3 separate regions of the Homo sapiens genome follow, and all the other regions are linked to region 3. A link is a loop called in an ENCODE intact Hi-C map of the cell type or tissue named here. Cell type or tissue: A673. All regions are shown on one strand. Each heading gives the region's core, and the rest is flanking DNA. Links, peaks and the distances in the headings are about the cores only. Region 1 overlaps LOC124903324 (a long non-coding RNA gene). Region 2 has its middle 81 kb from the start of TMEM260. Region 3 holds the start of OTX2 (orthodenticle homeobox 2).

What was found. Peaks named below come from ENCODE experiments on the same cell type or tissue, not always from the same donor. Only the 100,000 strongest peaks of a DNase experiment are listed, where the experiment ranks them.
Region 1: it touches region 3 in a loop (4-fold over the local background); 1 of 110 quality-filtered maps calls a loop at or near these places.
Region 2: it touches region 3 in a loop (2.4-fold over the local background); 1 of 110 quality-filtered maps calls a loop at or near these places.

What each region holds. Positions count from the first base shown.
Region 1 is chr14:57,039,102-57,049,778 of GRCh38, reverse strand. All of the region lies in intron 1 of LOC124903324 (a long non-coding RNA gene), which reads left to right. It also overlaps the pseudogene LOC440180. Among named protein-coding and RNA genes, the nearest start is that of EXOC5, 220 kb to the left of the region's middle. In A673, for the core only: no CTCF peak of the experiment used is centred there; DNase peaks (open chromatin) are centred at 4,288, 4,658, 4,988 and 5,368; H3K27ac peaks cover 4,662 bases.
Region 2 is chr14:56,655,825-56,666,501 of GRCh38, reverse strand. It overlaps a transcript of TMEM260 not described here. Among named protein-coding and RNA genes, the nearest start is that of TMEM260, 81 kb to the right of the region's middle. RefSeq lists an enhancer at 1-588. In A673, for the core only: a CTCF peak has its summit at 6,367 (motif pointing left); DNase peaks (open chromatin) are centred at 6,361 and 6,821; H3K4me3 peaks cover 1,036 bases; H3K27ac peaks cover 2,256 bases.
Region 3 is chr14:56,804,871-56,815,547 of GRCh38, reverse strand. It overlaps OTX2 (orthodenticle homeobox 2), which reads left to right and starts at 5,069. Exons shown (of 5, transcript NM_021728.4): 1 at 5,069-5,172; 2 at 5,326-5,389; 3 at 9,973-10,188. The coding sequence starts at 10,092. It overlaps OTX2-AS1 (OTX2 antisense RNA 1), which reads right to left and starts at 2,390. Exons shown (of 4, transcript NR_029385.2): 1 at 2,079-2,390. RefSeq lists enhancers at 2,797-3,689, 9,228-10,066. In A673, for the core only: no CTCF peak of the experiment used is centred there; DNase peaks (open chromatin) are centred at 3,577, 3,737, 5,027, 6,987 and 2 weaker places; H3K4me3 peaks cover 4,789 bases; H3K27ac peaks cover 5,000 bases.

The sequences.
Region 1 (10,677 bases), core at 2,488-7,487, 230 kb before region 3:
TTTAGAAGCCTGTTAGACATCCTGGGGTAGCTGTTAAGTGAGTAGAGGGCTCTAGGAGTCTGCATTTGGAAAAGAAATCTAGACGGGCAATATCTATTTCAGATTTGAAAGCAGACACATAATATTAAAGTCGCAAGACTGAAGGAATCACCAAGGAGCAGAAAAGAAGACCAAAGACTGAGCCATGGATCCCTCAGACACTGAAAGGTCTGGGAGAAGGGTGGACTGGAAAAAGAGACTAAGAAGTCTCATAATAGAAAGAAATTGGAGTGGGAGAGATAGGGCATCTTTCAAACATAAGTCCCAGATTTCCCTCTGGCTGGACCAAATTAGGTTCCTTGAATCAGTCCCTAGTAGACAAAGTCCATTTTTTAACTAATCATTTGAAAAGGTCTTGGTTTGTGCAGAAGGGCTTATACTTATGGGGACTTACCTGTGGAACCTACCCTGGAACTTACCCCCTCCCCGCGGGGGTGGTCAGTTCCTCACAATCCCACCCAGCGGTAAAGCTGAATATTGGGAAGCAATGGATAAAGCAAACCCACCATCTTGCCACACATTTTCCGGGGATCAATTTTTCTCGTGTACCCACAGATCCTTTCTTTCATATTGATAGCTGTATACTTATTACATTAAAAAACAGTTGGCTATCTGTTTACTGATTTCTGCCCAGATTATGAGCTTTTTGAAGAAGAACTGTGTCCTACTCATCTTTGAACCCCAGGACCTAGCCTCAGTGAATATTTGTTGAAGTGAGTTAAATATGAACATGTGAGAGTGTGTAGACATCTGGTTTCTGTGGGTCCTCCTGGGTTACGTCAGGCCTCAAAGTTAAAAGAAAAAATTTTAAACCCTTAGAATAGTTTATGATCCACCTGTAATATGTAATATAACCACATAGACCATCACCTTGTTAAATTGGATGTATGAAGCTATTTCTTAATAGTTGTGGCTGCAAGAACAGTCAGTTCTTAAATAGTTTTGAGACAGAGAAATTTAAAAGAACCCTTTGGTAATTTGGATACACACACACATACACACACAGAGAACTTATAGTTGAGAGTTCATAAAATAGCCTAACGAATCTATACTGTAAGGACCTATAAACTGATTGTATATGCTATGGGCTGGATGTTTATGTCCAGCCCCCTCCAATTCATATGTTGAAACCCTAGCCTCCAATGTGATGGTATTTGGAAGTCAGGCCTTTGGGAGGTAATCAGGGTAAGATGAGTTCCTGAGGGTAAAGTCCTCATGATGGGTTAATGTAGTTATAAAAAGAGGAAAAGAGTACAAAGTTTCAGTTAGATAGGAGGACTAAATTCTTGTGTTCTATTGAGCAGCATAAAGAGTATAGTTAATAATAATGTATTGTATATTTCAAAATAGCTAAAAGAGAAAATGTTAAATGTTCTTACCACAAAGGAATGATAAATATTTGAGGTGATAGATGTGTTAATTAGCCTGATTTGAATATACATCCTGCCACAATGTATTCATGTATCAAAACATCACATTTACTCCATAAATAGATGCAATCATTATTTGTCAATTAAAAAGATGATACTCTTTCATGTTTATTTTTTGAGATGGAGTCTTGCTCTGTTGCCCAGGCTAGAGTGTAGTGGCTCAATCGTGGCTTATTGAAGCTTCAGCCTCCCAGGCTCAAGAGATCCTTCTGCTTCAGTCTCTCTAGTAGCTGGGACCACAGGCACATGTCACCACGCCCAGCTAATTTTTAAAAATATTTTGTAAAGATGGGTCTCACTGTGTTGCCCAGGCTAGTCTTGAACTCCTGAGCTCAAGTGATCCTCCCACCTCAGACTCCCAAAGTGCTGGCATTATAAGACATGAGCCACTATACCCAGCCACAATAAAAATTTTTTAAAAAGAGAAGAAAAGCTATGACTTCCCCTATATGCATGCACCAAGGAAGGCCGTGTAGGGGCATAGGCTGGCAGTCTGATGTTGGACTTGGACTTCCAGCTTCAGAACTGTGAGAAATAAATGTTTGCTAAGCCAACTAGTCTATGGCATTACACTGACTGAACTGACTGAGACAGTATATATAGTTTGTGAGTGCTGATTAAAACTCAAGGAATAATGTCGTCGGTCAAACAAAGGATAGGAAGAAAAGCTTTAAGAGGGAAAAGGAAAAGAAAGGAAAGGAAGGAAAGGAAAATCTTTAAGAGGGAACATAATGCACTTCCTTCTAAACATTGGTTTGGATAGAAAAAGAAAAACAGGAATATGCTCTGCTACAGGTATTTTCTCTATGTCGTTATGATCTTTTGTTGGACATGATTTTTCCCATAGCTTATCTGAATCTATACAGTGAGCTATATTATTAAAGGATTCTAGTTAACTTTGTGCTTGGCCGCAAGTAAAGCAGCCTAGACTTTCTTAGAAGAGAATAGAAATACCAAAATATTTTTTCTGTCTAGTATTTGAGTGAAAAAAAAAGAATGGCAAGACATAAAATAGAACATCCAAAACACTATCAAGTATATTATATTCATTCAGTCTGTCACTGACTTTGTATTTTTTGGAAATATGTTTCCCTTGTTAACTTTTCCCATGGACACACTAGACTATATTTATCCATATGGGTATTTTTGGAAATGTAAGCACTAATGTAACTTCTTTAAATTACAAAAGATCCTGAAGGTTTGTGTGTTTGCTTGTTTGTTTTTAGAAAATGATGGGGATACCTTAGAAACAATCTTTTTGAACATTTGAAGGCATTTGCTACACAAAAATTGTCAGTATTTAAACTTTCCCTTTGAAGCCAAGCTATTTAGTTCTTATAAAAAGCATTGCTTTTTATAAGATAAAAAGAAACATCAGTCACAGCTATGAAATCTCTGAGCTCAACCTGGACAGGGTGCTTGACAGTTCTTGGGTTACTAAGCGAGTCGCCAGTTGTGCTAGGCCAGGCTCTCTTTACAGTGAAATAAAAAAGGGGACACATCTGAAAAACCAGATAATATAATGAATAAGACATTTGGTAAATAAGAGCAATTAAAAATCAAAAACAGCACACATCTGAAAAAACAGATAATAGAGCAGGTAAGACATTAGGTAAATATGACCAAATAATTATGTTGTAAACCTCTACCTGAATCAGGCATCCAGGAGGCAATTCTACATCAAGTACTTTTTTCCCCCTCCCTTTACTAGATCTAGTTAGACTTTTGAAAAATTAAGGTAAACTCCAGAGGTCACAAAGAAGTTGCCTTGTTGTGTTCTCTGGCCTAGAATGAGGCTGGAAATTGGGTGTGCACTTTCAGCTGGACTTTCCTTAGCACAGCCCCCTTCTCTATTTCTGAGGTGACCCAACGAAGAAGAAATGGGACAGAAGAGGGTTTACAGTGTACAAGGCAGATGCCGTGGGAGATCACGTGTTCTCCCTGCTGGACAGACAGGAGACATGAGCTGGCTGTTTGGTTGGTGGGGGAGCGCTGCTTGGTGGTGAGGAGGATGGGTCTGTTTTATGCTGTTATTATTTTCTATTCACTTGCAGGGCTTTTGGATCTCTCTCTCTCTCTCTCTCTTTTTTTTTTTTGTCCTTGAAAATGGCATTAAGTGATTCTGTGTGTGTGCATTTGAGAAAGCCAGTGCAATATCCTATTAATCCGCTGAGCAACTTCAACAACTTGAAAATGATCAGAGCATGGTTGGTGACCGCGTTGGTCGGTTTGTGAGAGCTTTCCTGAGGGGCCACGCAAGTCATTCCATTTAAGGGATCTTCCCTTCTATGGTCACCCATGCCTCCTTTGACCAACAGCTTGGCGGCCTCCCTGGGGTCCATTGTAGCCATCCTTCCAGGACACTGGGTCGGTTCAGGGGGCAATTGTTGCCTTCTTCTCCCTCCAGGGAGCAACTTCTCTTCATAAGGATTCTTTTTCCCAGCAAGCAAAGATGACCTGGAAATTTGATAGTGCCAGAGTTACAAACTATGCTTTCTCAAGAGAGAAATATTACCTTTTAGAAACTAGTTTTTATCCTGCTGGGAAACTGTACTGTGTTGCGGGGATTGTCTCTTATTAGAGCCGTGTGAGCTGGGGGAAGCATGTAGGGCTATCTTCCACTCACCAAAAAGGCTGCTGGAATCGTGTATGACCCTGAAAAGAAACTGCCGTGGTACTTAGTGGGGAGGTAGGGAAAGACAAAAATGTCAACGTAAGCCAGTACATTTCTTGCGCAGAATGAGCCTGCATACTCTTAAACACACCGGGAGAAAAGTTCTCAAGGTTTTGAAACTCCTAGTGATGGTGGAGTTCTTGGCTCACTTCCTAGAGCATTATGAGGCATTATAAACGTCCTTCGAATTCATGCAGTCCCATAAGAACACCACCAAAAAAATTGTTATGGGGATTTTAGTATTTAATCTTCAGGGGGTCCAAAGCCTTTATTTGCCATTTCTCAGTAAAAAAACACAAATCTTTATATTAAGAATAGGGTAGAGGGGATTGGGAAATCATTTTGTAACAAAAAGGTACTACATCAATTAGTCAAATAGTATTCATTGAGCACTTACTATGTGCCAGGCATTGTAGCAGGGGGTGGGGTCATGAGGGTGACTCTGACAAGCCTGGGCCCTATCCTCATGACACTTTTATTCTAGTGGGCAGCAAAGGTGCAGAGCAAGTGTGCTGAGCTAGTTGTGTAACAGAAAATGCGAGGTTAGCTTACAGCCTCCCAATTCAGAGATCTCAAAGAACATCTTGTTGGATTTAGACATGCAGTATCCTGGAAGAGGAATGCAGCCTTACAAATGCTCCTGATTCAACCGGGCGCAGGCTCACGCCTGTAATCCCAGCAAAATAAAGAAAACACAAAAAGAAATGAAGAACAAGAATAGAAAACTGGGAGAAGCACAGGAAGGCTGACAGACATCGTGAAGTGGATGAGGATTTTCCCTGGGGCCCCAAAACCTACTCTTCTCCTGGCAGTTTTAAAACCCAGAAGCCTTCCAAGCCCTTTCATCATTCATCGCATTACCATATATCAAGAGAAGACAAGTCTCCCAAGGAGGGTAAGAAGGGCAAGAGAAGAAAAAGGAGAGATGCTTGGAAGATGATGACAATGATAACTTATTTCTTATTAAGGAGAGGAAAAAAAAGTCTTAAACTGTCAGGCAGCCTCTAATGTGGCTTTCCGTTGTTCATTTGGCCTTTGCGTCCATAACCTTCTGGCAATGTGTTTATTATTTATGATTAAATAAAGTCAGTTTGGGTTTTGCATTTTTAATTTCAGCCATTCCTAGAGTTGCTGGACATCCATTTAGGTTCCCCCTTCCTTCCTTCCTTCCTTCCTTCCTTCCTTCCTTCCTTCCTTCCTTCCTTCCTTCCTTTCTTCCTTCCTTCCTTTCCTTCCTTTCCTTCCTTCCCTCTTTCCTTCCTTCCCTCCTTCCTTCCTTCCTTCCTGTCTTTCTTTCTTCAAGAATATTCATTGGTAGTGCCAGGTACATCCTATTGTATCACAGTGCAAGACACATAATGTCTTAATGTCTGATTGTTCTACTTTTAGTGGTGCTAAAACTAATCCAGGGGCCCAGGTGTTGCCAAACTGATATATCAATTACAACATTCCCCATCAATTTTTCACCTCATGGCTTCCATATTCTTTGATGATCTTTTCATAGATCCATTTTTTTATCATGAATGAATTTCAATTATAATATTACATTTCATCAACCATTATTTTGAATCTCAAACTATCTTAGTAAACTTTTCTAATAGAAATATCCTACATAGTACTATATTGAATTTATAACTGAAATGTTTTATAATTAGGAAATGTGTCCACTACAGAAAATTTGGCATATGTAAAGTATAAATTTGAAATAAAATCACCCCCAATTTTTCCACCAAAAGATAATCATTTCTATGGTTTCAATGTATTCATTTTGATCTTTCTTTCAGACAGCATATTGGAACAAAACAGGAACCACAGTATACTCTGTTTTGAACCCTTTTTGCTCTTAGTAATCTATTTTGGACATCTTTTCATATTAAAAAATACCAGATTGACATCATTACTTTTAATGGCATATTTTAATTTTCCTAAAAATGAAACCTTGGAATGAAAGATGCTAAAAAAATTTAAGCTTTTGATATTTATTTTCAAGACTCCTACTGGAGAGTTTTCCCATCTAAAATGTGTTGTGAGTACTAATTTCTCTACATCTTTGGTAACACTGAATATTATAATTTTTATAGTTTTTGCTAATTTGATACAAAAAATTTTTCTGCCCAGTTATATGTTTTTGATTAATTGCTAGAGACTAAAGTTATTCGTATGTTTGTTATTTATTTGTATTTTTCTTCTATGAATTTTCCATTTATTTATTCTGTCAATTCTTTTATCAGTGTGCTAATACTTTTTTTTCCTATTTGATATTTTATTTTTCTTATTCTGACATTAGGGTATGAGAAGTACAAAAGATCCACAAGTACCAAAAATTCTATATAGCTTTGTGGTAGTTAAAAACATACAAGAGAACAAAACAATTTTTTGAGTAATAGTCATCTCTACAGATCTGAGTGACAGTCCACTTCAAACATCACTGTAAAAGTGGTAAAAAATGATTTCATTGTGATTATGTTAAAATTTTTGATGTCTCTTTCACTTGTTTTAGGAAATCTGTCTTCTGATATTTATACCGGATGGATTCTTTACCTGTATTTTGCTGAAGCCCAATTCCCTGCCTCTTCAGGGCTTCAATGATGGCGCTTTTGTTTTTACAGTCAGCTTGTGATGTTTTGTCCAAAGGAAGATTCTGATAACAACTTCAGCAGCGAGAAAAGCTGGATGTAAATTTATAGTTATTGTCCTTTTCAATGTAAAAAAAAAAGTTGAAAAATACTGAAGACTTTTTCTTAGTGTTAATTTCTCTTCCTACAAGGATTTAATTTCATACTCATGCTGAGGATGAATTACCTTTGATGCGGTTTTTTTTCCAAAGGATTTTTAAAAAGCTTTCTTGAAAAGATGAGTTCTTCTTCCTAGCCCTAGGATTCTGAGTAAAGATGACATATTGGAACAGGAGAAGTCCAGGTTTATCTTTCTACTTTCTTACCTAATAACCTGTTGGACATAGATAATTGAGATCTCCATGGATGTCCAGCAACTCTAGGAATGGCTGAAATTAAAAATGCAAAACCCAAACTGACTTTATTTAATCACAGATAATAAACACATTGCCAGAAGGTTATGGACACAAAGGCCAAATGAACAACGGAAAGCCACATTAGAGGCTGCCTGACAGTTTAAGACTTTTTTTTCCTCTCCTTAATAAGAAATAAGTTATCATTGTCATCATCTTCCAAGCATCTCTCCTTTTTCTTCTCTTGCCCTTCTTACCCTCCTTGGGAGACTTGTCTTCTCTCGATATATGGCAATGCGATGAATGATGAAAGGGCTTGGAGCTTGGAAGGCTTCTGGGTTTTAAAACTGCCAGGAGAAGAGTAGGTTTTGGGGCCCCAGGGAAAATCCTCATCCACTTCACGATGTCTGTCAGCCTTCCTGTGCTTCTCCCAGTTTTCTATTCTTATTCTTCATTTCTTTTTGTGTTTCTTTATTTTCTTGAGGCCACCTGTTGCTTTTTAATGAGGCACAGCCCTTCTTTATATCATGATGGGGGTTCTCATTTGCTGCTTTTATGTAAGGTAGCTTGGATGGCTCTGGGATATCCCCACTCTTCTTGAGTACTTTTATTTTTTATTTTACTCTCTTTTTTCTCTCCTTAACTTCATATTTGTCATCATAGTAGCAGATGAATGGAGATACTGGAGACAGGTCATACACTTCTCTTTCTGGACACTTGTGTCCATAATGGCCTTTTGCATGCAGTGACAGCAATATGCTAAGGCTGATGGTTTTGAAGGGTCTTTGGCTTTTTGGGTGGTCTGGGTTTGGTCGTGAGGTGATATTGCCTCCAGATTTCTGTGCAAGCATCTGTATAGTGGCCTAGCATATGACATTGGTCACACTGTTTATCCCAAGAATGTCTGAAAAGACATGAGTGGTCCAACATCTTAGGCACAGGACAGTATTTGCAAAGGGGGGCTGGACAGGAATACAGGAGGTGTCCTCTCCAGGAGCACAGGAAGCAGCAACGAACTTTTCATGGTAAGGGACAGTTTTTTGATAAATGGCCGTGTTTGTCACAATTTCTACAGATAATGTTTTCATTGGCTGAATAATATCGCTGGGTCCATCTTCCAGGTTATTGGTTATTAGCTATCTGGGCCTCAATGTCTTTGTCACTGATGAACCAGTTTATACCATCTTCTCCTTCAGTAACAGAGTTTTCACATCCCAGAAGGTTGAGAAGGATATCATTATCTTTATCATCTATTTCACATCCCAGTAGCATCCAGCTTTCCACATTATTGCCTTCTGAAATGGTGCTCTCTTCCTCTGCACTTGAACTGACCTCTATAATCATGGCCTCTTGGATTACACCTGATCTCTCTTCAATATCACTCTTGCATTTCTTATCAAACAGCTCATTAGATTGAAGAAAAGCAGAAGGACCATGGGTATTTTCTTGTGCTTGAGCTCTAACATTCTTTCCTTTACATCTATAAATACTATCTTCATCAGACAGTGATGACCTCTGACCCATCTGACAGCTGGATGACCTCACTATCTGAAAGGACAATTAGCTTCTTCTGATTTGGTTTACTACTCGAAGATTCCAAATTCCCAGAGTTCTTTTTTTCATGTTCTTCCTCCCTGATGACATCATCAAGATCTTGGGCATAATAAATTCGGCTATAGAGTTGAAATTCCACCTCACTATCAACACTCAGTTCACTAGATAACTCGTCCCTATAAAGATCATCTTCATATGCTTCTATAGTCTCATAGCCACCAAACATCATAAAAAATCGGTAACTTTGATGTGCTGCAGCTGCAAACCTACTTTTCTTAATAAATTATAATGATGTAATATTCATCATTTATCCATTATATTTCAAATATATTTTGCCAGTTTGTCATTTTAAAAATTTTATTTATGACTTTTTAATGTTCTGAAGTTTTAAATGTTTATGTCATCTATTAAAAATAGTATCTATTATTCTTCTTTGTGATTTGTTCCATGGCGTTAACATTTAATAAGTCCTTCCCCATCTCAAGATCAGTGTAAATATTTGCCCATAATTCCTTCAACAATTTTGGGGTTTTGTTTTCATATTTTACTTTCAATTCCTTCGCCTATGTTGAATTTTTTGTCCATCATTTAACATAAAGATCTGATTGGATTCCACCACCACTGTCCATCCCCCGCATATTCTCATTTTCCCAACCTCCATTGTTTGTTTGAATAATCTACTCCAACTGATATGCTCTTTCTTTCTTTCTTTTTTTTTTTTTTTTTTTTTGGAATTTCGCTCTGTCGCCCAGGCTGGAGTGCAGTGGTGCGATCTCTGCTCACCGCAACCTCGGCCTCCTGGGCTCAAGCGATTCTCCTGCCTCAGCCTCCTGAGTAGCTGGGATGACAGGTGCCCATCATCACGCCTGGCTAATTTTTGTATTTTTAGTAGAGACTGGGTTTCACCATGTTGGCCAGGCTGGTTTCAAACTCCTGACCTCAAATGACCCACCCACTTTGGCCTCCCAAAGTGCTGGGATTACAGGTGTAAGCCACCGTGCCAGCCTGATACGCTTTTATTGCATTAGTTTCTTTACTATCTTTTCTGTAACAATGATCTTTCAGACAGTACCTATACTAGTAATACACATAAATGTTGCAGCTGTGTAAGTTTTAAGATCTGAAGAACTTTCCTTATATTATAACTTCTTTCTTAACTTAAATATCTATTTACTGATGACTCCCAACTTATGTCTGGCTCTAATTTCCAGAGTTGTATGTCTATATATCTATCTATTCAACCTCTCCTCTCAAATGTGTAATAGACATCCATTCATTCATTCAGCAGTATTTATTAAGCACCCACTCTCTTCCAGGCACTGTTCTAGGAGCTTGGAATAAATCAGTGAATCACACAATGATCCCTACCAATTAATTAACAGTTTGATTCTTACAACAGCTTTACGAAGCAGACAAATTATTATTTCTATTGTATTTCACAGAATAGGAAAATGACACACAGAGAGGTTAAATGACTTACTCAGGGTCACACAGCTAGTAGGCAGTGAATCTGGGATTCAAACTCAAGCCATTTCATCCAGAGTCCTTGCCTTTAATCACTTTCTCAAACTCAACATGTCCAAAACAGAAGTATGGATTCCTCTGTCACATTTAGTTCTTAGACTTTCTCCATTTTAATAAATGACTCTACCATTCATAACTACCTGCTTGAGTGAGAAACCTAGGAATCGTTCACGGCTCCCTTTTCCCTCACTCTCCATATTCAGTAGATTAGCAAGTTCTATCAACTTTATTATCAACAAATATATCTCTAATTCCACCACTTCTTACCATCTCTGGTGCTCCAACCTAGACCAAGCATTGTCATCTTCTTCCTGTCCTATTATACCTTCTAAAGATTCTCCCTATTTCTGTTCTTTCCCTTTTCACAGAACTGGCAGTGAAGACTTCAAAAAATATCAGTAACATCCTGTCACTCTCATGATCAAAATACAGTCAAATTATACTATAAACACTTACAGAGAAAAATAGAAATTGCCCCACCCTTCCCT
Region 2 (10,677 bases), core at 3,292-8,291, 150 kb after region 3:
GAATGGAATTTTCCATTGCGGGCATGTCTGGGCAAGTCACCTGTGCAGGCTTTCTTATCTATATGGCTGTGGCATGTCTCAGGTAAGCCCTCCTGTGCAAATTCCCTTATCTGTCCCTGCCGGCTGTTCTTTTGTTTGAAAGGATTCAACCGAAGAGCCACCCTGTCTGCCTAACCATTTTTTTTTTCCTTTCTCCTCAATCAAAACTGACTCTTCTTGTCATTCCTTGGCCTATGGACACATCACTCCAGTTTCCACCTCCACATGGTCACATTCCCTCCATGTCTCTATCTCTGTGTGTCCTCTCCTCTTACAAGGATACTAGTCATTGGATTTAGGGTTCACCCTAATCCAGTGTGATTTCACCTTAACAAATTGACATCTATAGATGTCAATCTGTATTTTCAAATCACTATTTTAAATAGTGATCTGTCACTGTATCACTGTCACTATATCACTGTCAATCACTATTTTCAAATAAGGCCAGAATTTTGGGGAGATACTACTCAACCTAGTACAAAGGAACACTCTTTTACAGGCATACAGGGCAGTTTTTACACAGGCCCTCAGGTGAAAAGGCTTGGAGTGTTTGGAGCCAGTGTGGCTGAAGTGTAGGCGCAAGGAGTAGAATGAACCCAGGTGAGCTGGGAAAGAGGCAGCCCCAGGGTATGAAGGCTTAATAGGGTATAATAGGAAACGGCTGAAGTGTAAGGAAAAGCGTCTCTCCAGATGGAGAACACCAGGGTGTGTGATATGGAGAAAGAGAGAGAGAGGGAGAGCGACGAAAGGATACAGAAGAGGAGAGAACTGAAGGAACAGAGAGAGTCCTTGAGAAGGCGGTGGTTCAGGAGCGGAAGAGGGGAAGATAGACACAGAAGCAGACAGGTATGATATAAGGGAAAAGGGAAATCCTCTCTAAAGGCTTCTATTTTCTCAACTACATTAGATAGCTAAGAGGTGGAGGAGTGGGAGCTGAAGTGTGGAGAGAAGAAAGCTTGGGATGTTTGTCTTGGAGAGTGAGAAGTCATGCTTGCCAGGATGGCCGGGCAGTGTTAAGAGTCTGTTCAGGGTTTGGTTTCTAGAATATGTTCATTTTTCTTTCTCCCCACTGTTATCGACCTAGTTCAGGCCACATCATCACCCGGTGTAAGTGCAACCACCTCTGACTGGGTTCTTTTCTTCCCATCGTGCCCCACCCCAACCCGGTCTATTCTCCACATTGCTGTCACCACGGTCATTCAAAGTTTACGTGGTATCACTCTCCAGCTTAAAGTCCTTCCCCTAGTTTCCCACTGTCCTCCAGATAAAACCCAACTCTGTACTGTGGCTCTCAAGATCGTTATCAGCTGGTTTATGCTTCACTAGCCTCATTTCTTGCCACTTCCACTCAAATCCTGCACTTTTTTTTTTTTTTTTGAGACAGGTTTTGCTCCGTCACCCAGGCTGGAGTGCAGTAGTGCGATCATAGCTCACTGTGCCCTCAAACTCCCGGGCTTAAGCAATCTTCCCACTTCAGCCTCTGGAGTAGCTGGGACTACAGGCTTGCACCACCACACCCAGCTAGTTTTTTTCTTTTTCTTTTTTCAGAGACAGGGAGTGGGGGCTGGGGTGGGGTAGTGGTGGGGGTCCCACCGTGTTGCTCAGGCTGGTCTCAAACTCCTGTCCTCAAGCGATCCTCCCACCTCATCTTTCCCAAGAGCTGGGATTGCAGGTGTGAGCCACCACACCTGTCCTAAATTCTGCATTTCAACCACTCAGAATTACTTTATAAATTCCTTGAACGTGCTGTCCTCTCTCCCCTTCAAGGCTTTGCACTTGCTCATCCCTGTTCCCGAATCCTCTTTCCCCTCCTACTCTAGCACTCCCCAGTCATCTGCCCTCTCCTGCTAACTCTCCTCCTCCCTGCAGCTCAGTTAGTCCGCTCTGCCAGCCAGCTTTCTTTGACATCCTCCACTCTGAGTCTAGATAGGTTTCCCGTACAACCCTCTATGTTTCCCTTATAAGAGCAAGTACACCTTATAATGCAATTGCTCCTTTACCTATCTTAGGTCCTCATAAAAGTATAAACCCCTTAAAGTTTCCTGTTTTTCATATTACTTGACACATGCCAGATACTTTTTAAAAATGTGAAATACGTAAATAAATGAAAATATTAAAACAGTTCATGTCTATGCTGAAAGTCATAAGTAACTCAAAGCTTTCAAACAATTGGTTCTGCTTCCCCTCGAGGCACAACGGGATTGACCTTGATGCGGGGGGACATCAGGGAACTGCACTCTGCACCGCCACCAGGACCCAGACCCCTGTTTCATGCTCTGCTTCTCAGTTGGACTTCTGACTTCCATCACGAACTACATGAGGCTTTGGGAGGGTTCCCCGCAGGATAATTTCTGCCGTGTCTTTCTGCTCCTTTGCACCCCCTGTCTCTGTTGTAATCAGTGATCTCTGTGTTTTGGTCATAGGGAATGCTTTTCTTTATAAGTGCTCATCCAGCTTCTGAGAGCCTTGGAAGAGTGTGTCTTGGAGTCTCCCCGGTCATTTGATTTTGAATTCCCAGAAATTGTTATTGTAAGCTGCTCTTTTCTTGTAGCACAAATAACTGTCCCAGTTCTCATACTTCCTACTCTGCCTTTGGGCAGTGTCCCAAGGATGTGCTTCCACTCACACCCAAGTAGTCCTAGAATGGCTTCTCAAATGACGAAAAAGAACAGAAGATGTTGTGGTTTCTGTTTTGCATTACTTTTCTACACGAAGGCCTTCTGATCTTTTTGGAAGTATGCTGATTCCAACTGCTCATGCATGCAGATCCAATTCCTGCAGACTGGCAAGATCACGCTGCATCTTTAACCCATTCTATTGATGAAATAATAGTTTCCCTTCTCAGTTCTAGTCTTCAGAGAAGTCTTCACCTAGCTTTCATGTCATTATTGGGTAAAACTGGCTATCTTTTGCTCTTCCTCATGTTCTAATCAATGTACTGATTAGTGTGCTTTGGATGTCACATAAATAGATACATGTTGGCCAGGCTGGTCTCAAACTCCTGATCTCAGATGATCTTCCTGCTGCCTCAGCCTCCCAAAGTGCTGAGATTACAGGCTTGAGCCACCATGCCCGGCCAGAAATATATAATTCTTAACCCTCATTATTTTGGGTTGATCTCAGTACCCATAAACCCTTGTTGAAAATTCCTGCATTACTAATTTACCCACTTCTGAATGTGCATTTGTTTTTGGTTAAAAAAAATTTACTCTTGTGTACAGTTTGTAAATATGCTTTTTCAAAATAAAACCCATGTTTTCATTTCTGTAATTGTTAAAGAGTGACAAATACAGTGTATCGATGCTCAACATTTAATGCAACTGCTTTTTTTTTGAGACAGAGTTTTGCTCTTGTTGCTCAGACTGGTGGGCAACAGCGCGATCTTGGCTCACCCCAACCTCCGCCTCCTGGGTTCAAGCGATTCTCCTGCCTCAGTCTTCCTGAGTAGCTGGGATTACAGGCATGTGCCACCACGCCTGGCTAATTTTGTATTTTTAGTAGAGACGGGGGTTTCTCCATCTTGGTCAGGCTGGTCTCGAACTCCCAACCTCAGCTGATCCGCCCGCGTTGGCCTCCCAAAGTGCTGGGATTACAGGCGTAGCCAGGGTGCCCGGCCAATGCAACTGCCTTCTAGAATGTTTTGTGTACTGCAGAGGCTGGACAATTAAAACTGTGCTTCCCAAATGCCCTTGCACTGAGGGTTCTGGATGTGAGCGTAGTTCGGCCATTCAGATACACTCATGTGGGATTCAGAAGGTGGCAGTGAGACACAGCCTACATTTTCTATTGTTTTTGCGGGCAAGCCTAGTCGGAGATAGTTTCCCTGTGTCTAATCAGTAGCTTTGTGTGTGTGTTGAAAGGCAGTGTTGGGGAAGCCATTTAATTTGTGTGGATTCTAGTGGGCACAGGGGTGGTTCTGGTTGTAGCAGTTGCAGTAACTTCCTGACCACGGTGGCTTCTGAGATATAGCAGGGGTGTCATGGTTCTGGAGTTTGGGACAAAAGCAGTAGCTTCCCATCTTGTTAGGGAGCTTCCTGGTTGCGAAAGGCCGCAGTTCTGTTGGTGGCCGGGCTCTGCAGAGAAGTTTTGAGAGTCATCTTTGGGAAGGTTAAACCTAGAGCCTGTCTCTTCACCCTCCTCATAATTCTGTCAGCCATTTAATGCTTAAACTAGGTGGAATGGATCCTGTTCTTGGCAATAAATCCATGACCTATATACCACGGGAGTAGTTGTTTGCAATATTAAATATAGCTTCTGGCGGAAAGATGTTTAGACAAGAAAAGTAGCTATCTGAGAAGACAGACAAGATTTAGACTTTCTCTTGATAGCTGCAGCTATGTAGAAGCCAAATCATGGCTCTTGCCACTTGGGATGCATGTACAACTTTCTGTGGCAGTAACAGCAATCAGATTTTGAGGAGTGAATGAAAGGCAGACCTCTGGGGGCCCTAACTTTCACACTAAACTTGAACTCACCCTGAGACCTAAACTTATAATCCCGAAGGTCTAATTCTTCTGTCACAACCTTTCTAATGATGAATAGCCTCTCTCCATTCTCTGCCTCTTTCTCCCCCTTCTCACAGGAGTAAGGACTCCCACTCCACCCCCACATACACATGTGTGGACGGGAGAAGGCCATTTGTAAAGTAACAGTGTCATATAAACAACAAACTCAAGTTTCAAAGGAGAAAAGATAACAAAATCTGCAATAGAACATATGCCTGTGAGAAAGGACAATTATTCCTCTATGACAAGAGGGGAAACTCACTCACATGGCAGGGAGAGGCTGACCATGAGAACAAGTCTAGGAATTGGCTAGTCATTCCTTTAGGCCAGGTCCTGTTTCACTACAATTTTCCCTTTTTTAATTCCTTCCTTCCCTCCCTTCCTCCCTTCCCTCTTTCCCTCCCTCCCTCCCTCCCTCCCTCCTTTCCTCCTTCCCTCCCTTCCTTCCTTCTTTCTTGCTTTTTCTTTCTTTCACCAACTACCTGTCTGTCTATCCATTTTAAGATTGGGTAACACTTGCTCATGGTACAAAATTCAGAGCTAACAAGGGCACAGAGTGAAAAGCAAGTCTCCTGCTCCACCACCGAGGGCATTCCTGGTTCCCTACCCAGAAGCAGGCTTTGTGGTTTCTCCCCTTTTTCATTTTCCCACGCCTCTCACCTCAGATCCTATGGAAGCATCCACAATTGTGGGGAAGAATTCCAGAGGAGAGGCAGAGTCTAGGAGGAGGAGGGGTGGCGACCACCAGGATTCCAGACCCACTAGGCTGGTACCTGGCCCAGGGTTGGATCCTCCAGCGTGGACAGGACAGTCTGTGGTTGCCTCCTGCAGCCACCTGACACCTGGGCAGTAGTGGGAGGGAGGCTGGTGCCTTTTTCTTTAGCATGGTTGTCTGTTTGGTTTTATTATGTTGTGTCCCCACTCCCGCCTCCAGCTTTTCCTTCAGCTGCAAACCAGAGTGCCTATGGATGAATGTTTGTTTACATATGTCATGTTGCTGTCCCTTCAGAACAAATGTGTGTATTTGAGGCAGGAGACTGTGTTTGGTTTTTAAACTAAGTGGAACTGCCAAACACCCTTCACCCAGCTTGTGGACAGGTGCACTATTAAGAGTTTACATAAGAAAAATCTGTGCCAATTGTAACAGGTAGAGAAGAGAGAGCGAGACAGAGACAGAACCTGAATAATCCTTTGGCAATTCTTAGTGTGACACAAGATTCACTTCCTTCTTAGCAATTCTGTGCCTCATGCCTCATTCCTGATAATTTTAGGATCTGCTATGTCTTTTGCTATGAGAATTAGCATCAGCAGCTTTCAAAATGACTTACCAGTTAGCCCCTCCAGAAATCTTAGGACATTATTCTTTTCTTCTCCAAATTCCCCATCTCTAAGCCTTCTAATTCTCCTTCAAATTTCCATCTGTAAAGTTAATACAATCCAATAAGAAAATAATGTGCTCTTGAGACGTTGACATGCTCAGAGCCATTTTATCCTGCCCTTAAGCCTGGAAAGTTTGAATTTTCCTTGGGATAAAAAAGTAAGAAATAATAGAATAATTCACTGTACTGTAACAATTAAATCCAGCAATTTAACATTGCGCATTGGTAAATATAATGCTTGCAACAACCAAAAGTCTCCCACGTATTGACAGACAAAACCAAAGTTATAAATCTACACCTCCTATTCCGAACCACATTCCTAAATGTAAATAAGCATCCAAGCATGCTGCTACATATCTTTACAGAAGCAATTACAAACAAGCCTTATCAGTTGCTAAGTCACCAACACACACAATGCTTATCTGCTATGCCCTCTACTGGATAGAGTACACAAGGCAAGTCGCATTATTTCCAATTAATTTTTGGCATCATCACTCTGCATCTGCTTTAGGAATGCAAGGCGTGAAATTTATAGTAGCAGGTTTAATATTCCATCCAGCCAAATCATTTCGCTACAAGGACTTACCTTTGGTAAAATATTTTGGGTTTTTTTTTTAAGTACATAGATTGCTTCTCCCCTTCTTGCAACCCACTGTCCAAACTCTCAAGCTGTCACAAAACTCAGTACGTGGCAGGAATAATTTCATGCTGAGTAAAATGTGTTTAATTTCACATCTTCTAAGAATAATTACTTAGCATAATGCCACTTAAAATGTATTTTTATCTGCAAATGCTAATGAAGCTACAAAAACCTGACTCATCTTTTGAAAGAATGAGGGTATTAAGGGTGCTTCGCCTCCACTCCCTCTTCTCCGTAGTGGCTGCCTGAAGAGAGAAACCCGGACTGGAAGAATAATCCCCGACTAGATCCTGCTGTCTTCAAGCTGGGTGTGAGCCCAGTGGCTTTGAGGGGAATTTAATCCCATCGGCCTCTCCGGAGCCTCCCAAGGTGCTGAAAACAGAGCTTCAGGCTCCCTGGGGCTGCCCAGTTCTCACCCAGGTCCACCTAGACAGCTACTAGGAAGAGGCTCAGGCCCAGGGTCGAGAGCTACCTACCCTAACGACTAGGCTGGTGGCAGGCCTGTGGCCTTTGGCCTTAGGGATTGTGTCTCTTTGATCATTGGTGCACCCAAGTCATAAAGACCACTGTCCTATCTATTGTTTGTCTTGAGGCCTAAAGCAGTAGTTAACAAAGAATGACAAGGAGTAAAGGGGGAAAAGGAGTGCCTTGCTTTTAAAACTAAAAAAAAAAAAAAACAAAAACCAAAAAACAAAAACCCTCTTTTATTCCTAAATAGTTTTAGAATTACAGAAAAGTTGCAACAATAGTTCAGAAAGTTCCTGTCTACCCTTCATCCAACTTCACTCACCTTAATATCTTACATAATGATCAAAACCAAGAAGCTGGGACATTAGTGCAATACTTACTATTAACCACACTATAGATTTAAATTCAGATTTCACCACTATTTCTAATAATAGTATTTTTTGTTGGGCGTGATGGCTCATGCCTGTAATCCCAGCACTTTGGGAGGCTGAGGTGGGCGGATCAACTGAGGTCGGGAGTTCAAGACCAGCCTGGCCAACATGGAGAAACCCTGTCTCTACTAAAAATACAAAATTAGCTGGGCATGGTGGCACATGCCTGTAATTCCAGCTACTTGGGAGGCTGAGGCAGGAGAATCGCTTGAACCTGGGAGGCGGAGGTTGCGGTGAGCTGAGATCATACCATTGCACTCCAGCCTGGGTGGCAGAGTGAGACTTTGTCTAATAATAGTAATAGTATTTTTCTGTCCTAGGATTGAATCCAGGATCCCACACTGCACATAGCTGTCATGTCTCTTTAGTTTCCTTAAATTCAGGACACTCTCTTGTCTTTCCTTGTCTTTCATAACCTTAACATGTTTGAAGAGTCCTGGTCAGGTATTTTGTAGACAGTCTCTCAATTTGGATTTGTGAAATGTTTTCTCATGATTAAATTAAGGCCGGGTGCGGTGGCTCAGACCTGTAATCCCAGCACTTTGGGAGGCTGAGGCGAGTGGTCAGGAGTTTGAGACCAGCCTGGCTAACATGGTGAAACCCCGTCTCTACAAAAAATACAAAATTAGCCGGGCATGGTGGCGGGCACCTGTATTCCCAGCTACTCAGGAGGCTGAGGCACAAGAATCACTTGAACCTGGGAGGTGGAGTATGCAGTCAGCTGAGATTGCCCCATTGCACTCCAGCCTGGGCAACAGAGTAAGACTCCATCTCAAAAACAAACAAACAAAAAAATTAAATTGAGATTATATATTTTTGGCAAGAATGCTACAGAAGCAATGATTCCCTTCATTGCTTTGTGGAAGCAGGGCCTGCTTTTGTAGCAATGAAGCTAAGCAAGGGTGTGGGATAAGAGCCTGAATGAGATCAACATCCCTCTAGAAATTTGCGTGGTGGCTTTAAGGAGAGTTAGGCACCAAGCTTAAGAGCAGGTGACACACTTTTATTACCTCTCGCCTCCTTTCTCTGTTACTATGGGTGGCAGTGGGAGAGGTGGGAATATTTCTTTGCCACAGATAGACAGCATGAATGTTTTTTTAATCCAATGTTGCTGAGACCAGCAGAAGGATAAAGGGTAGCCAAAGAAAGCAGAGAATTACTCATGTTGGTGTGGGAAAGAAGGTGGGGAGAGATGTGCCAAAATAAAAGTGTGGTCTAATGACCGTTTGTGGGTCCAGTGAAGCCCTTTGTGGATTCAGCAAAGCTCCAGATAGCCCAAGAATGAAATGCAGACATCTCAACAGGTGGGAAACTTGTTAACTTGGGTTGAGAGGGTGGTGGTAAACATTTCGTAAGCAACACTTTTAACAATGAGAAAGCAAGTTTCATTCCTTGTTTGGGTAGAATGTAGTAGTGGTGAACAAAGATCCTTGGGCAGATTTTTAGTTTGGCATTTTGGCTTTCTCCCCTTCTGGAATGGAAGCTCTGTCGGGGACAGGGCCCTTGTCTGGTTCCCCTCTGAAAACGTCGTATTCAGACCTGGCACATTATAGAAGCTCAAAAAATGTTTATTAAATGTAGTAAACGTAAGTGAATGGGATGGGCATGGTGGCTCATGCCTGTAATCCCAACACTTTTAGGAGGCTGAGGTGACAGGATTGCTTGAGCCCAGGAGTTCATGACCAGCCGGGGCAACATAGAAGACCTCACCTCTATTTTTAAAAAAGTAAAAAAAAAAGTGAATAAATGGGGTGCTCATTTACAAAACATACTCTTGGCCACTCCACTCATCCCAGCTCAGCAATCTATGACCCTATCCCCCAGGATGGTTTTGAAGGTCCAGCAGGGCCCCTGTGCTCTGGACTGCAAGCTTTCTGACCTACGCCAGTCCTCCAAGCGCCTGCAGAAGCTGTCCTGGTAGGAGACTGTTCTCTGAGAAGTCCCTGGGGGGTAGAATGCAGGGGACAATAGACTAAGATCAAATATATAGATGGTAAAATCTAAGTTTGGGAAGAAGAGGAGATAATGTAGATGCCTGCTTCCAGGTGGGCCATGGTTTGGGGAAACCAGTAGAAAGAGGGAAGGACGGTCATGGTAATGGGGTCTCGTGAAAATGAATTGTGCACACGATTTTTACTTGTGTGTGTGCATGCGTGTGCACAGATTGAGATGTGTTTTTCTTATTAATGGGACTGATTTCATTTCTTCAACTGCTTAGTGCTTTTTGGTTACTCTCTTCTAATTCCCAGATATTCACATAATTTAAATAACGTTTTTATATTTATAATTATCATTGTAATTTATTTGAATTATTTAAATTTTCCAGATGCATATTTAGTAAAGACGTTTTTAAACATACTAGAGAGACAAGCAAAGTACCAGGAGGCTTTGAACATTTATTTTACTGAGTAGGAAGTAGAGAAGAACTGTTTTTACTGACATATTAATGAAAACAGCCAACATGACTTGCAGTTGGTCTATATAGGCACTGTTCAATACACTTTATAAATATTAACCTTTTTCATTTTTATAGCTGCACCATGAGGTAGTCTATTATATTTCCATTCTACAGAAAAGGAAATTAAGCCACACAGAGCTTTATTTATTTATTTATTTATTTGAGATAAGGTCTCACTATATTGCCCCAGGCTGGAGTGCAGTGGCACAAACACAGCTCACTGCAGCCTCAACCTCCCGGGTTCAAGCGATCCTCTCGCCTCAGCCTTCTGAGTAGCTGGGACCACAGGCACACGACACCATGCTTGGCAATTTTTAAAAATTTTTTGTAGAGATGAGGTCTCAACTGTGTTGCCCAGGCTGGTCTCAAACTCCTGGCCTCAAGCGATCCTTCCATCTCAGCCTCCCAAAGTGGTGAGATTACAGGTGTGAATCACTGTGCTTGGCCCACACAGAACTTTAAAAACTTACTCCAAGTCACACAGTGAGGAAGTGGCAGAGCTGGGAGTCTAATCACTATACTATACAGTGCTTCTGGTGCAATCCAGAAAAATCCTATCTTCTGGAAAGAACTCTGTTTCTGCTCTTTGCTCTTTTAGGGGCAAAATGAACCCTCCAGACCCACATCCTTCCAAGTGCTTCTTTGTGCAAGCAATATGAACTAGAGTTGTCCCCTCTTCCTGGGAGGGAAGTCACAGTGACTTCCCACAGGAGATAGCACATGGCTATGGGAGCTTTAAGAGATGAGATGAAGGTGT
Region 3 (10,677 bases), core at 2,641-7,640:
TGTTTCAGACAAACAATGTCTGTCTTTTTCTTTCTCCATTCAATGTGAATACTCTCATAGGAGCCACATTAGGGAATATTGTTTGAGAGAAAAATAAGTCAAATTCTTCCAAGTAGAAAAAAAAAAAAGTTCCCAACAACAGCCAGACTTTTTCTTTGTAAGGCAACATCAGTTGGTTTCTTGTAGACATGATCTTTTCCAGGTTTTAGGTGTTATGTCTTTTAAAAATTGAACTCTTTTTTTTTTTTTTATCAACCAGCCTCTTAAAATGATCTGCAAAGAGTGGGAAATTAGATTTTCGATTAAAACCTTATCCCATCTCGAAGGATTACTTTATATTGATTCTTAAATATGGCTACAATTGATGGACTCTAATTAAAAATCCAAAGGAAAAGTCTGTCGTGCCCATATAAAAGAAGCTTTTCATATACGGGAAATAAAGCTTGTAAAAGGTTACAAATAAAAGATTAGAGATTTATCCAAACTAGTTTAAAGCTTCACTGTGGTTTTCTTTTCTTCTTTTTTCCTTTCTTACAAAACCATTCCTGGGTCTTTTTTTTCCCCAGTTTTAAATGAAGTTTGCAAACAGGCAAGATATTGGACTGTAATGGTTGTTTTATATCAGCTCTGTAAGCTCAAGGCTGCTGCCTGCAGTAGAATTGATTTCAAGGAAACTTCAGGACCAGGAGATGAAAATTATGTAAACTGACAGCTACCACCCTTCATCAATCCATCCACATTCCCGTCCACACCCTTCTAACACACACACACACACACACACACACACACACTCTGCCTCACACTTCTCTCTGTCTCACATCCACACATGCCCTTCCTATCCCTCACCCTAACCTTGCTCTGCACACACCCTTGGTCCCCACACTCTCAGGGACAGAGGCACAGCTCCCGGCTCACACTCCGCTCATAAATGTCTCACAGCACCACATCTCGCACTTGTCACACAATCTTAATCCGTTTCATTCCGGAACAACATGGTCCTCTTTTCCTCTTTTTCGCATTTGGAGTTTGCCTCCCTACTCTTTTATCGAGACAGCCCAATCCTATCTTTGAAGTTGTTTCTTTCTCCCTTACCCTCTTTTTTGAGGCAACCGCAATGCAGGGAGTGAGAGACCCAAGCTTAATTTATAAGTGATCTGTTGCCTTATTTTTTCCCCTAAATTTTGTCTGCATTTCCAGTCTTAAATCCTTGTTAAAAAAATTAAGGTTAATCTCCTCAAAGTTTATAATAAAGATATATCTAAAAACCTAATGAAAAAATGACTTCTTTCTAGGTATTATGGTGCTTCTAAGGCAAAATGTAGTCCCTCACTGTCCAGTGAATTGCTGAAAAGATTGGAAATTAATGTTCATATTTCTGAATTCAGTGTTAAGGAAGTCTAACTGGCTCCTTTCCCCCAAAAGGCTATGTTCTCACGGAATATGGGTTTTGTTCTTCTTTTTTAATTAGCCTGGAAGAATCCCGGGATGTCTTCTCTCCCCTCCCCCTCCCCCACTCCCCCCACCAAAGTTAATAAACTTGGAGGAAAGTTTGGAATATTTTAAACTGGCCTGGCTTGTGCGGTGGAGAAATTGAGCCTAGTTAGTGCCACACATGAATCTTGATTTCAAAATATGCATATTAGACATATTCTAGAAACTGCACACAAGCTCTGACAAATAATTTGATTCCCTTCGTATTGGCTTTCTTAATTTAGCTTCTGAATGCTTATATCTCATATGCGTAGCAAAATAATTGTACAAGTGGCAATTAAAAACCATCCACTTTTTAATGAAAATTATTTAAAAACACAAAGCATGCTACCATAAGTCAGATTCATAGAAAAAAAATGTTAACGACACAGGACACAGAAAAAAAGTTAAACACAGAAATACAATGAACAGATACTAGGTAAATTGGAAGTTCAAGAACTTACTGAAAATCAAGAGTTAGACTTTTCATCCAAAGAGTCTTTTTCTCCCACCAAGCATCTAAGGTTTTCAGTAAAAGAGCCCAGCCCCCTTCCCCCAAAGCCAGTGGCTTTTGTCCTGACCTAGAATAGGGTTTGTGGGGACTGTACCTGAGCCGGGCAGTCTGCAATTTCCAAATTGACAAGAAGAGACTGGAAGATAAAGAGCATGTTCTTACAGGTGAAGAGCAATTTTGCAACTTTTCAAGGCGACACCCAGGAGAAAGCTTGCCTGCTACCAACTGCTGCAGAGTCTGGGCAGAATTCCTCTAGAAAGAAAAAGAAAGTCTTTCACCCCCCCCCCCCTTCCTTGTCTGCCTCTCTCTGTCTCTAGTTCTCTTTCTCCTCTCTGTCTCTCTCTCTCAGATCCAATCTTTTAAGAGCTTCAGCACATTGCTAAGCTAAAGGGAAATTCTCTTTGATAAAGCGGTGTTTCCAGCTTCTGGGTTTTAAAACCTAAATCTATATTCAAATCTGGCTGAAGGTGTGTTCTGGGATTTATGAAAGCCTCTTAAAGGGGTAAATTTACCAAACCGTGACAAAATCATCACAATCTTACTTTAGACATCTGAAGTGGATGAGAATTTTAAAGAGACCCTTGTTTATTTAACACTGTCCATTTCCAACTCGTAGTTTATTGGCCCTGTATTTCTGCGAAGTTATTAGACTAGAGGGCAAAGGAGAAGCGGGAGCTGTCTGCTGCCGGCCGCTGGAAGGGCAAAACCCTCTCACGCCCCACCATGCATAAATCTGCCCCTGTCGAATAGAACAGGGGGATTTTTAGGGAGATTCAGCTGCCCCCGCCATCTGGGAGGACATCGCAAACCTCTACATCGGGCTTGAAAGGTTACCCTGGACACTGGACCCTACGGCAGATGGATCTCCCAGTCCAAAATGGTTTACTTGGTTTAGCTCACAAGCGCATGTTCTGATCATTCTCCATCCCACCCCATGCCCACTGTCCCCAAGGCCTTCCTCCGGCCTTCCCCTCTGCCAGATTCACAACGTCCATTTTTCTTTTTCGGCTCTTTTATGCTTTAAACATCATTGTGATCAAACTGGGGGAAACGTTGTCTTTTCTAGGGGTAGGAAGGAGACTCTGCTTCAGGTGATCGAGGTGGATTTGCCTTTCCTTCATCGAAAGCATCATGACTCTGACCAAGCGCACCCAACCAGTGCCTCCGACAGCCAGCGCCACGAGGGTCATAACGCCCGGGGCATTTGTTACCCCCTCCTCACCACCATCCCCATTAAAGGCTTCGGGGGCGGCCGCCAGGTGTTTCAGTACAGTGGGGGTGGGGTGAGAAAAAAGGTCGGTACTCACCCTCCCCCCCGCCCGGGCCCCTAGAAACTCTTGACTCCTGGGAACGCGACAGCCAGCGGGTCTCCGGACTGGAGCTGCTGCAGAGGGCCGGGAAGGAGCTGGGCGGGCTCCGGGCCCCTCGGGGGCTCGAGGGGCCGCCAGGGCCCAAAGCTCTAGGGACACCTGTGACAGGGGCCGCTGCCGCGGAGTCCCCAGCCCCAGGCCGAGCCCGAGCCGGAGCCCGGCTGCCGAGAGCTTGCTGCCTCGTGCGCACTCCCGTAATTCGTTAATTGCTGTAAATCCCAAGGACGGCCACATTTGAGTACACATACAGTATAAGAACCGACAACAAAGCGACGAATTAATTACCAACTTCATTAACATAGGTCCCCAAATTAAAGGCAGCGAGCTGTTTCTTTGGGCCCACTGGCCGTGGTGGTGATGGTAGTTGGTGGTGGGTGGGTGGCGGGGGGTGGGGTATTTAGGAAGAGATTTTATTTTTCTTTTCCTGCACTGGGTGTTGTGAAGCAAGAGCTGTCTTCTGCTCCCACCCCCACCCAGCTTATTCACACACACTCACCAGTTCCACTAGCCACCCCCCACCCCACACTCCGCCCAGTCTGTTTTTGCTTTTCTAGGGACTCGGATCCGTTTGAAACCTGTCCGGTCCCTGCTTTCTATGCCAGGCAAAAAAGTTGGGCTGGGGGTCGCACTCTCCGGCTCGGGCCCCCAGGTCCCATCACTTCCCAGCCTCTGGGCTCGCAGCCCGGGGCTCGGGCGGCGCCAGCCCAGGTAGCTCCAGGCCTCGCAGTGTCGGTCGTTTGGTGGCGTTTGTTCTAACACAGAAACTGTTTCCAACGGGGGCCTCCCTCGTTCGCTCTCTTCCACGATATCTTGTCGACCTCACACTCGCATCCTCGAGGCCCGATGTGGTCCCAGCTACTTCTCCTAAATGGGCCCTGAGATTAGATTCCGGGGTTCGTGTTCCCTGCAGTCTGTCGTGGGCTTCTCAATTCCAAAAAACCCCAGGAACCTACCAGAAGCCGGGGTCTCTCACTCGGGGATCATTTATTTATATGTGTAAGGATATTTATAAGGGCGTAGGGAATAGAGAAGACACTGAGTTTTAGAAAATAGTTTGTTCTTGGACTTGTGTATCTTTCTCTCTCTGTTTTCCCTACATGCCCACATCGCACTCCCAGGCCTCCCTCCTTTACCCTTTCTGGCCGTCAGCGTGCTCTGGCCCTGTCTGAGACGGCATAGTGGTGTTTTTGAGTTTCAGTCTGACTTGCTTTCTGCCTGTCATCCACACACTTATTGCTGGGGTTGAATGTGATAACCCAGTCACTCCCTAACCCGCCATTCTCCAGCATTTACTTAAATATTTTTATCTTCCATCTTACATTGCATGGGTTTCCTTTCTTCCCTTCCCTAAAAACAACAACAACAAAAAAAAAAAAAAAAAAAAGAGAGGAAAGGAAATTTCGGAGTAAAGGAAGCAGGGGAAAAGAGGGTAAGAGAAGAACTCCCTGTCCATCATTTTAATTATACAATTAGTTCACATGCTCCGGCCCATAATGTATATTTTAAGCAAAGCCCAGTGTCTTTAAAGAACATTCTGGTAATGTCGGAGGCCTGGATTTGTTGCCTGCTCGTCCCCCCGTGCAGCAGCGGCCTGTTTTCCTCCCCCTGTTGTGTGTTTTTATTATTTTCCCTCTGGCTTAGATGTGTCAATCATTCTCTCCCTGCCATTGGTTGGAGAGTTTGCGTCAAAAAGTTGCCAGAGAGGCGCTTTCTCAGCAAATCTCCCTGAGAGCGGGACCGGCCTCAGCTCCAACACAGCCTCCACTGTGATTAAAAATAAAAATTGCTAGAGCAGCCCTCACTCGCCACATCTACTTTGTATGTATTGCAGAGGGGCCCACGCGTGTTTAGAACTCTAGCCGCCTTCCTCATTTTCGTTCTTTAAAAAAAATTTTTTTTGGTTGTGTTTGACTTTTCATGGAAGGGTGAAGACTGCAAGGTTTCTAACTCAATACTCTTGATTTCTTTTAGGATAGCTGGCTATTTGGAATTTAAAGGATATTTGACTTTTTCTAACCTCCCATGAGGCTGTAAGGTAAGTGTCCGTCTGTCTTGTCTATATCCATATCTACGTGTCCCCGTGTCTGTCGGCCATCACCCCAGTACCTCCAATAGACCGACCGATGCCCCTCTGCGAACGTGGAGTTCTGTAGGCGGATGTATTTTTTCTCTTACAAATTTTGAGGTGTAATAACGATCGTTGCAAAAAGAAAAATGTGATCTAGAGATGAGAGCGGTAGTGGGAGAGAGGCAGAGAGCGTGCTCCTGGGGGTCGTCGCTTCTGCAAAACGTCGTCGAAACGCTGCGAATGTAATCTGGGGTGTTTTGGAAGGTTTTGTTTGTGGTTTTGTTTTTATGTCAACGCCGTTCTGGGCTTCTCCCGCGATCTTTGCGTTTTGGCCCCCAGATTTGGTTGGGGTCGTTTGGATGGATCCCAGGGACCTTTTTAGAGTCCGAGACAAAAAGATGCAGATGTAACTAGATGGATGGATTGAAACAACAATAATAAAAAGCCAGGCGCCTCCTTGGGCCCGCGCGCCGGAAGCTCGGTTCGCTTGCGGGTCGGCCTGGGCCGGGGGCCGCCGCTCGAGCCCCTGTCGGCCCCTGTTGAACGTGAGCGGAAACCGGAGCGGATAACCGAGGAGGCTGGGAGCGCTGGCTTCTCGTCCGCCCCGGCGCTCACTGCTCGCTCTCTTTGGCCTCCTCTCCCTCAGCCTAGCACAGCTCGGTTGTCTGTTTCTCCCAAAAGCTTCCAGATCTCCTTTTTGTTTTTAAATATCCACCACCCCCCAAAATCCAAACCACCCTGGGTTGTAATTACGCAGCCTCCCAACCCCCGGTTGTCGTGGTCCCCGACCCTGGTCACCAGGCCGAGCGAACGTGAAGAGTGTTTTTTCAACATGACTTTGCCGGGTCGCGGCCCGCCCCACGTAGCCCTCCGCGCGCACCTGGGGCGGGCAGAAGTGGCAGCTAGTGGCCCCTGCTCCGCCCAAGGCCGCGGCCGGGCCAGGGACCGGAATCCTCCCGCTGGGACCGCGGCCCCTCAGCTGTTCTCTGGCGGGGAGAGGCAGGGCTCGCCCGCGCGCTCGCGCACCCCCTTCCCAGGCTCCAGGACAATGAGGTGTCGTGGCTCGGGGCCGGGCGGGGGCCGAGGGGTTCGCCGAGGCCCAGCCTGTGCCATGGATCGGCCCAGTAAGAACCATCCGAAGGTCCCTGCCAGCGCCGGGCGCGGGCGACGGGTCGCTCTGCAAACTCCCAAGAAGTCTTCGCGTTGTTGCGTTCAAGTGACTCTTGAAATCGATGCCCGATTTCGGGACATATTTTTGGAAACCCAAGTCCCCTGTCAGGATTCCACCGAGTTGGCTTTTGCTTCCTTCACAGATAGAACTGGTGCGCGGGGAGCGAAGGCCGAGCGGCGCCGACCCTGCGGTGGTGGATTGCTTGGGGAGGGGACGGGGAAGTCGCTCCTAGAAATTCTCCCCTCCATCCTAGAGCTTCGGGGTCAGGATTTCTCCTGCTCAGCTCGGGACTTTTTACAGGCACCAAAAGTTATTAGCAACAGAGGGGAGTAGGAGAGGGAACTCCTCCCCCCAGAGTAAGGTAGACACCCAGACCTCAGCGCTAACACCGGGGCTTTCTCCCAACGATAATTAATAGTCAAGGCCAACCCTTTTGGCACGTTTCTTCCTCCCTCCCTCGCGGGTGGCAGAGTTATTTGATTCCCCGAGGCCAGAAACTTTCACTCGAGTTCGCCGGAGAGAGGCCAGCGCCGGCCGTTTTCCGCGGTGCCCACACGTCTCCTTTTTCTTTCTTTCCTCCTCTTCGTCGTCTTCCCAGCCGCAGGCCAGTCGCCAGTCCGCGTAGTTTTGTTTCCTTTCCATCATGCAGAAAATTAATCAGCCCGGACGAGAAGCAGAGAGGAGCATGGCGGCCTGTAATTAAGGGACGTGTGCCCCTCGGATTATCTCGTTAGTTTATCAAGAAAACATTTATTATAATTAATTCTCGGACGAGGTAATTATTGTTGAGCGAGGACACAGCAACTGGTAGATGGGCTTCTTGGAAGAAAAAAAAAACAAGGCGTGGGGGAGGGAGAAGCGACAGATTGCACGAATTGACCGTTAGATATAAGGCTGCGCGGGGGGCGCGGGCAGTGGAGCGGGACCTCGGGCGCCAGGCCTGCGGGGCTGCGGGGCTGCGGGGCTGCGGGGCTGCGGGGCTGCCGGGCAGGAACGCGGGACCCAGGCACTCGCGCCCGGAGGTGCGGTCGCCGACCGGCTGCCGGAACTCGCCGCGCGACCGCGGTCAGCTTCTAGGTATGAGTTCTCCAGAGGCCACCTCGTGAGCAGTCATAGTGAGGCGTGGATTTTTCAAAAGTTATTTCTTTTCCCCGTTCTGGACCCTGCTTCGAGAGGAAAAGAGCTTTGAAAGTTAGATTGAAGGGCCCATGCCTTCTATGCAGAGTGCATACCTAGGCCGGTTGTGGAGAGAATCTCTTAGTTTTGGGTTTTGGTTTTCCTCTTTTCCTTTTAAAGGTGGATCCAGGAGCAAAAGTGAAAATAGTCTATTTTGAGAATTTTAGCCATTTTGCAATGGTAAGGGCAAAGGAGCCCCTGGAAGGATCTCGGCCCTGGTGCTTTCTGTGTGTTACTGGCTTTTTATGTTGGAATGTGCTACTTTATTGTATGATGTGTCAGGCATTTCTAATTGGGTGAGAGCTCTACATGTAAGAACATTTCCATATTTCTCAAGGGTACATCTGATATGATTTTACGATTCTCTATAGCACTGTAGTTCAGAATTTTGCAAGGTAGTACGATTAAACAAAAAATCTCCAATCTCCAGTTTAGAGGCTGTTTAAACACATATACAACTGTATTTTAAAGCTGTCGCATATGTGTTTAAACAGCCTCTAAGCTGGAGATTTTTGTTTATTTTCGCAGCCTCCAAAGAACAGCATTTTGAAAAGAAAAGACAATACAAAAACATAAAGTCTGTATTGTAGGGGCAACTAAATTAGTTGTACTGAGGATAATACAAACTCCTCCAAGAAAGACATTTATAAAATTATATTAAGTTAGATCTTAGGGTAGAAAAGCATGACTTTTGTGCTCTGAATTTAAATCAGAAAGAAGTTGCAGTTACTAAGTTTCATTTATGGACTTTTGTGCCTTGCTGTCTTAAGCAACGTAAATATGAAAACCCGGAGTCCTTTAAAGTCAGTGAGACCTTTATCTTGTATCCGCCATTTTGAAGCAATCTCTCATGGTGTCAAAGTTTCAAAGTAGAGATCCTTGCATATAAGTGCCACATTTTAGGAAAATAAAGGCCAGACTTGCAAACTGCCAGTCTATATTAACATCTACTTTGAATCTCTTTGCTGGGGTGGAGGCGGGGAGCTCAGCTGAAGAAAGTAAATAACTTTTCTTTTTCTTCCTTTCTTTTCCCCCTTGAGCTCTTTTTCTTATAGGATTGTAGGAAACTTGAAAGGTAGGGAGAAATTCTACTAGTTTCACAACTTTGGGTGTTTGTGTATCTACTTTCTTCAAAACTAAAATGTGCAAAAGGCAGTTAGAGTTAACAGGAAACTCTGCTGCAGCTGCCGAGGACCCAAATGTCTGAAAATTTGCCTCCCGCAGGATCTGCAGCCTCCACACATCAAAATCAACATGGAAGCAGCTTGCACTACAAATGTGGGGTCCCGTCATTATCTGATTGGTGGGATTCTAACTTTACTTCACAATTTCTGGCAAGCCCTGTGCCAATCTTGAAGACTTTTTTGGAATATGCTTAAATATTTGATGGGTGTCTATTAAAAGTTAAATACTTGTTTGTTTAGCTTTCGTTCCTTAGACACATATAATCAAGATTCTCCAAAACCCTAATAAATCTGTTACTTACCTCGAAATCTAATTACCCAGACTACTAATTAGGTGAAAATGATTACCGGAAATGACTTCAAATGTGGAATAATAGTGGTTGAGCGGTTTTTCCAAGTTTGTGGTTTAGTGAGTTGGTATTTTAGATGTTAAACGCACTGACATTTTAGGTTCGCAGCAGTTGAAAGTGGTAAAAAGCTAAGATAATTAAAATCTCTGCCATGGAAAGGCAACAGTCTGGGGAGAGGTAGATTTCTTGAATTGTTTCTTTGTTTCTCACCAATGGGCTTTGTTATCAGCATTATTTATTTAGCCAAAGAGTTCTTTGTCTCTGCAAATGGCCCCAATCAAGTTTTGTTTGAGACAATTAGCTAGTGCCAGCCAATGAGTCCTATGCAAATGTAGGGATAGGAATGCAATGTGTGCATTTGAAGGCACGGGTTTTTGTTCTTGGGGAAGGCAGATTGTAATTGCTTTCTTCGGGTACTTTTTTTTTTTTTTTAAGTTTAGGGTGGGGGTGGGGAAGACAGGTTTATCTGGTCTCCTTCCATCCCCTCTAGTTCCAGAGCAGCTGGGGGTGGGGGTGGGGATGGGGGTGGGGGGAGTGTCTGCAAGTCCTTTAAAAGCCTCTGCCTCGCCTAGTCCGTGCTCTTTTTAAGTTAGTGCTGGAACGTGGAAGAGCTGCTGCCTCCGAAGCAGTAAACCAGCCCCTCTGTTTGTTTGTTTGCTTTGCCCTTAGTTCCACTGCTCCAAACCCACCCACCAAGGACTCTGAACCTGTCCACCCCGGGCGCATCAAGATCTTCCAGCTGGGTACCCCCGATTTGGGCCGACTTTGCACCTCCAAACAACCTTAGCATGATGTCTTATCTTAAGCAACCGCCTTACGCAGTCAATGGGCTGAGTCTGACCACTTCGGGTATGGACTTGCTGCACCCCTCCGTGGGCTACCCGGGTAAGTGAGCCCTGCTGCACTCCCGCACCCCTCTTCCCCATGCCCACCCTCCGGGGATGCAACACCCTGTTCCCATGGAACACGGGGGTTGGCAGTCACACTGTCCCCACCCAGCTTCAGGCTTGGTCTCCTCTAGGTTTGCCTTCTGAGGAAGCAGTCCCAGGGCATTTACTGACCAAGCAGAGAACAGGGGTTGGGAAAAGTGAGTAGGTGGGTCTGCAACCGTTACAATCACATCACTTTATTCTTAATTCGAGTAAATAAGGATTGGCATCAGAGTGGGATGAGGAAGGTTACTGTCCTTGTCATTTGGGCAAAAGACCCCTACCCATATCTCAATGACCAATTCCTCAGAAGTGTCCTCTTGGAGAAGCTGAGTTTTCCCTCCGTAAGTCCTTAGCACTCTCGGGCTTCGCAGTTGTTCCCTCCATGCCCAGGCCTTCCCCTATGACCTCCAGAGCCTGCTTTAATCCCAAGAGGCGTGACTTC